2 separate regions of the Homo sapiens genome follow, and region 1 is linked to region 2. A link is an interaction called in ENCODE POLR2A ChIA-PET data of the cell type or tissue named here. Cell type or tissue: OCI-LY7. All regions are shown on one strand. Links, peaks and the distances in the headings refer to the core of each region. The heading gives the core; the rest is flanking DNA.

Region 1 (2,918 bases), core at 283-2,782, 810 kb before region 2:
ATAACCACATTTTACTCTTAAATATTTAGTTTTCTTTTATTCAACCTTTTAGGTTACTATATTGGTGTAGAAGGGAGGGGGGAGAGAGTCTTTTTCTCATTCCAGTTGATATTCATCTGTCTGCCTAAAATTATTTTTTTTCTTCTTTTTTCCTTTTTCTTCTTTGTCATTTACCACCATTTTGGCTGGTGGGTGTAGGGTATGTTTTTTTTTTTTTTTTTTTTTTTTAACCTCTAAGCACATTGAACGTCTTTAGCTTGTACATTAGACAGGAGACTGATAGGATAATGATGATGGAATGTTAAATGCTATCTATGTAAATCAGCTCCTTCAATGGGTACAAGATTCAGCTACTTTAGGTCTTTTTTTATTTGACATACATTTTCATTTTTTTTAAGGAGAATAATCTTGGATTGTTATTAACCTACTTTAGAAGAATCTTTGCATTACCAGACACATTACTATTTTGCATAAAGTCATATTAAATTTTGGTATGATGTACAACATCATTTTCTCTTAAATGTCGCTTTTAACCTCCAAGTAGTTTCTTTTGTATCTTTGGTCTAGGATTGGTTTCTTGTAGCCAGATTGCAATCAGGAAGTAGGAAGGAAGAAATGAAGATCTTTACATGCTCTCTGTTGGCAGGGGAAAGGAACTGATCTTTTCTCCATTTATTTGAGGCATGGAAATCAGCTGGCTAGATTCTTTAAGGGTATGTATATTTTGAGGTAATAAGAGAAACCCCTGGTATATCTTTGAGTTCCAGAACAAAGCCGATGAGAGCCCAGCTTGCAATAGGATTGGATTCAATTAAGGCCATTAGAATAGTTATCATGCTTTTGGTTGCCAGTGAAAGACCCAACACGATCTGATTATACACAAGGATGCAGGTGGTCTCAGGGATGGCCTGGAACCAGGATCTCAAGAGACCTCATCAGGTTTCCCTCTTCTCTTCTTTTCCCTACTCTTCGCCCTCACCCCTTCCCATTGTTCTTTTTGTATCTGTCTCTATATACCTTTCTTTCCTTTTTCCATTCTCTCCCATCGGTTTCCCTCCCTCTCTCCCTCAATTCCCTATCTCCTCCACCTCTCCCTTTATCTCTCCTCATCTCTTCTTCCACCTTTCTCCACTCATCACTCTGTACCTCGTTTCTCCCATTTTTCTCTCTCCATTTTCTCTTCTTTCTTTCTCTCACCCCATTTCTACTCCCATCTTTCTCCCTCATCTTCCCCCTCTCTTTCATGGATTCTTTGTCTCCTCCCCATCTCTTCTCCCATGTCTCTATTTTTCCATCTTTCTCTTACACTTTCTCCCCAAACCCTTTCCCATATTTCTTTCTTTCTCTCCTCCAACTCATCATCCCTCTGCCCCACCTCTAACCCTCTCCTCCACACCTTGCCCCATCTCTTGCCTGCTCCACACAGACCTGTTTAGTAACTCCCTGCACATATTGGGAGACATGGCACAGGCAGCTCCAGTTTTACATATTCCCAGCTTGGCAGCTCCAGAGAAAGGACTGTGCTCTTTCCCTAGGCTTCAGTTTTATATAAATTTCAATGGAGATTTTAATTGACCTCGCTTGGGTTTCCCATCCACTTCTTGGGATTAATTCATTTATGCCAGCAAAATAAGAAGCTGTCTTGCTTACTTGGGTCAAATGCCCATCCATATGGCCATTGGTGATGGAGATGAATGTAAGGTGTTTGATATGTGGCCCCACTATAATCATTTGTAGTAGAAAAGGAGCTGTTTCATTAAGCACATGAGAATGTTACTAACAGAAGAAACAGGAAATAGACTCTGGGCAGAGAGAAGCAGCAGATGTCTACTACAGCCACCAAGGCAGGGGTATGGGAAGAAGAAAACTGCCCTCCATACCATTACACTGTCCTGTCCAGATGGTGTATATTGATAGTGGGGTGGGAGGGTATGTCTTTCTAGTGGATATAGCTGACCTTTTCTCATTTGGTTTTAGGAATCCTTCCAGTTTGTTGGAAAAGACTCATTTAAAAAATCCCTTTAGTAATCTTTCCACCTTGTTACTAATGTCTTCCACTTCCCAGCCTGTTATGAGAGGGTTGCTCCAGCTAAGTCAAAATAGCCACACATTTCTCACTCTTGGTTTCTTTCCCCAGGCTTCTTCTCATTCTAACTGTACCAACTCTATACTGTTTCCTGAGATGCCTCAATTCCCACAGGAGACATGAGCTAAGCCCTCCTTATCCGTGGCTCAACCTGAAATGGGTGGGCATATTTCAAACAAAGAAGCAAAAAAAAAAAAAAAAAAAAAAAAAAGAGAGAGAGAAATGAAATAATCACAGGAAGGAAATAATTATCTAATATAGGGGCACTCAGAATTGCAGTGGGAAATTTGGGGAGCTGGGATGTAAAGGTGCATACTCAGTCTCATGGTGCATCAGTGGTTTTGGATTGATTTACACAGAAGGAGATGGAATCTATAACAAGATAGGAGAAAGAGAACAGAACAGTGAGGCTGGAGGGTGCTGATGATACATTTTGCTTTCTTTATACTAGTTTGGAGGTGAATGTCCTTTGCTCAACAGAAACATGCTAGGATTTTGGAGCTTGGGTGGGGAGAGTGACAAGCACACCTTTAATTAGGATGGAAAGCATTTCGTTAGATTTACTTCCTTCAAAATACTTTAACTGAAGAAAGCCAACCCCAAAGTTGAGTTGAGGCCAATTCAATTTCTTCCTAACAAATAGAGCCAGGAGTGCTGATGATGTATGTCAACGGAGAATGCAACCTCATGGGTCCTTCTCAACATGCTTATGGAGGAGGTCATGGGGCAAGAGGGAAAACTGGGCTCAGCAGGGTGGTGCTGAGAGCTCTATTTCCTCCACCAGGCTGTTAATAGCAGTTTCTGGCCGAGCCTGTGGCTCAAGCTGCCCATT
Region 2 (2,918 bases), core at 287-2,786:
GACAAACTGGAGCCGGGGCCTTTCCGCTTAGGAGGAACTCGCTACGTGTCGCTAACAACAACACAAACACCGCCGGCCCGGCTCGGTGCTCCGCTGCCCACAGTGCGCTCGGCACCAGGGCTGGATTTATAGCAAGGAGCCCCGACTGTAAGAAGTAATTCATGAGTCCCCACAATGCCACTACTGAGAGGCATTCAGAAGGGGGGGCAAGACACGGGGTGTTCCTGCTCCGTGGCCTCCATCCCAGCCGATCCCGCTTTGCAGTTGTGCACAATCACAATCGCAGCCAGCAGTTTGCCCTCATTCATTTTGCACTTTTTCTTAATAGAGTGGGAGAAAGTCATCTCGGCCACCACCACCCTTTTATCACAATTTGTTGAAACCCCAAGAGGCTTAAAATACGTTCTTTTGCCATTTATAGTTGTAACAGTATTACATACAAATGTGTACACAAATCTGCGTGGTGCACACATACGCACAGGCTCATAAGACACACGCAAAAAAATTATTATTATTATGGGCTCTTCTGGAAGATTTAGTATATTTGTTTCAGAAAGACGTAAGAATTTTAATAAAACTAAACCTTATTTGAGAAGTATCTACCATGAACGCAATTTTGGAAAGGTGCAATAGGAACTAAATAACTGCTGTTAAAAATCATTTAGCTGAGAAAAATATGCATGCTAAGAATTCCACCAAAAAAAAAAGACATTGTATGCCACGTAGGTATATGTGTATTGCTTAGCAGCCACAGAAAACCTCCTATCTCAAATCAAAGAGAAAAACACTACACGTGAAAACTATCCTTTGGACGATTAGACTCCATTCCAAAAGATATAGAAAAAAAAAAAAAACCACAGCAAAAATACACACATGGATCTTTGTACCAGATTCTGTATTAAAAGATTGCTTGTCAGGTCCTATGACTACCTCCCCGAAGTCTGCTCTGTGGTTACAAGGTTTGGTGTTCAGTCCTCTGCAAATCAGTTCGGGGTTTCTCTAAATCTGAGCCACAGCCTGTCAAGATGATCCTTTGCAATACCAGCCTTTTAAATCCCACACTTTTGTTTTTTCTCCCTCGCTCTCAGAGGAATTGTCCTGCCTAGGTCAGCCATTCTAAGCTGGAATTCAGAGACTGGACGGATCCTTTACCATGAGAATTTGGAGCTGCAAACCTTCGGCAGAGCCCTGGGGAGGGATAATTGTTTTAGTGAAGCTCACTGCCTCCTCAGTGGTCCGTGAGACCCTGCTGAGCGTGGCTGCTTACCTTTGGCAGGAACCCAGGGCAGGTTCAGGAAACGGTTCCGTGTTCCTGCCCTTAGCTTTGTGTCAATGAAGCCTGGCACATCTTTTTTGTGGTTGTAATTTAAATGAGACAACCAACTGCACAGCTGTCTCGGTCAAATTATGCAGGGCCATGTGGCCTTTCTTCCATCTTTAAAAAGTCTGGGGCACCTCTGACCATGTTTGAAGGAAGCCCAGGGGAGCAATGACCAACAAAAGGAATAGCGATTACGCCAGCAAAGGATGGAAATTTGCCTAAATGAATATATTAAGGGCTGCGCTTAGAAAATGGAAATGTTAGTTTTTAAATAGAGGCAGAATAGTGTTATGATTAAAACCCTGATCTTTGGGGTCAGACACTGCAAGGTTGGCATCCCAGCTCCACCACTTAATAGCTATGTTGACGTTGGGCAAGTTATTTAACCAACTGAAGCCCCAGTTTCCTCATCTGTAAAATGGGAGAAATAAGAATACTCAGCACATAGAATTGCTGTAAGGATTAAATGAGAGAATACCCAGAATTCAGCTAATATGTGGCTTCATAAATGGTTAGTTATCATCAGTAATTACAGTAATGACAATAACACATAGAACATGCAAAACGCCAATGCCAGTCACTGCCACACCAGTCATCTGTAACCAAGAAAAGACTAATTTTACTCTGCCTCTGGCCCCTTATTTTACATATTACAGGGATTTATTCTTGCAGGCAAAACTAATGTGACTGAAGTTTCTATCATTCAAGTTTTATTTATTCTGTTGATCTGGCATTGGGTATTTTAACCCCTCTCTCCCTCTCTCTCTCTCTCTCACACACACACACACACACACACACACACACACCCCAGACATGGGAATGTGAGTATAAGCATCTGCATAGATGCACACTACACCAATACAAGCCAGCAGATATGCAGACACAAAATGAGTATATGTACCCCGGAATAAAAGGAACATAATTACCAACTTTATTTTGACAACTCTTTTCAATGATACCCAATTAGGCATTGCATGGCAAAAATAAACTCTTTAAAATACTGAAAGCACAACCCATTGTATATTTGCTCCTAAGGGCCCTTTAAAAGCTGAGGTTAAATTACCATCAGATGGCAAGAGGATAAGGACCTCGCCTTAGGGCACTTCCTTGGGATAAATGGCCAGTTCTTGTCCTCTTTGGAAGGGGTTGCTGGCCCAAAGCACCATGAGGCCAGTGACCCCTTGCTGGTCATTAATCGTTACCGAATTCCCTAGAACCAAGGTCATTATTGCTAATATAAACTTAAATAAAAATTCCAGAGACATATGGATTTCTTTTAATAGTTAGTCTTATTTCTTTGCTTTTTATAGGGCATTTCTATAGAATTAATGTTCTATACATTAGCTCTGTAGTTGGTTTGTCTTAACACTTGATCCTGCTTAAAGTAAAAGGTTTATTGGACCTAAAATAAGAAGCGAAGGAAAGCAAACAAAAAAACAGGAAATCCTGAAAGGGCCTATTCTGTACCTGGAATTCTCAGAAAAATCATTATCCATGGGACTCACAATTTTATTTCTTTGGAAACCTGTCAAAATATTATAATGTTTATATTTAACGGTTGGATAATTTAAAATTTAAAAAATAGAGAGAGAGATCT

Evidence for each region. ChIA-PET counts read pairs that join two places held together with the same protein. Peaks named below come from ENCODE experiments on the same cell type or tissue, not always from the same donor. Only the 100,000 strongest peaks of a DNase experiment are listed, where the experiment ranks them.
Region 1: POLR2A ChIA-PET joins it to region 2 with 14 read pairs; 1 of 35 experiments calls an interaction of 5 or more read pairs at or near these places.

The regions. Positions count from the first base shown.
Region 1 is chr5:158,243,915-158,246,832 of GRCh38, forward strand. The region is part of intron 1 of LOC105377678 (a long non-coding RNA gene); the gene reads left to right. Among named protein-coding and RNA genes, the nearest start is that of LINC02227, 160 kb to the right of the region's middle. In OCI-LY7, for the core only: no CTCF peak of the experiment used is centred there; a DNase peak (open chromatin) is centred at 1,797.
Region 2 is chr5:159,051,512-159,054,429 of GRCh38, forward strand. The region is part of intron 6 of EBF1 (EBF transcription factor 1); the gene reads right to left. Among named protein-coding and RNA genes, the nearest start is that of EBF1, 47 kb to the right of the region's middle. In OCI-LY7, for the core only: no CTCF peak of the experiment used is centred there; DNase peaks (open chromatin) are centred at 980 and 1,350; H3K4me3 peaks cover 2,199 bases; H3K27ac peaks cover 2,358 bases.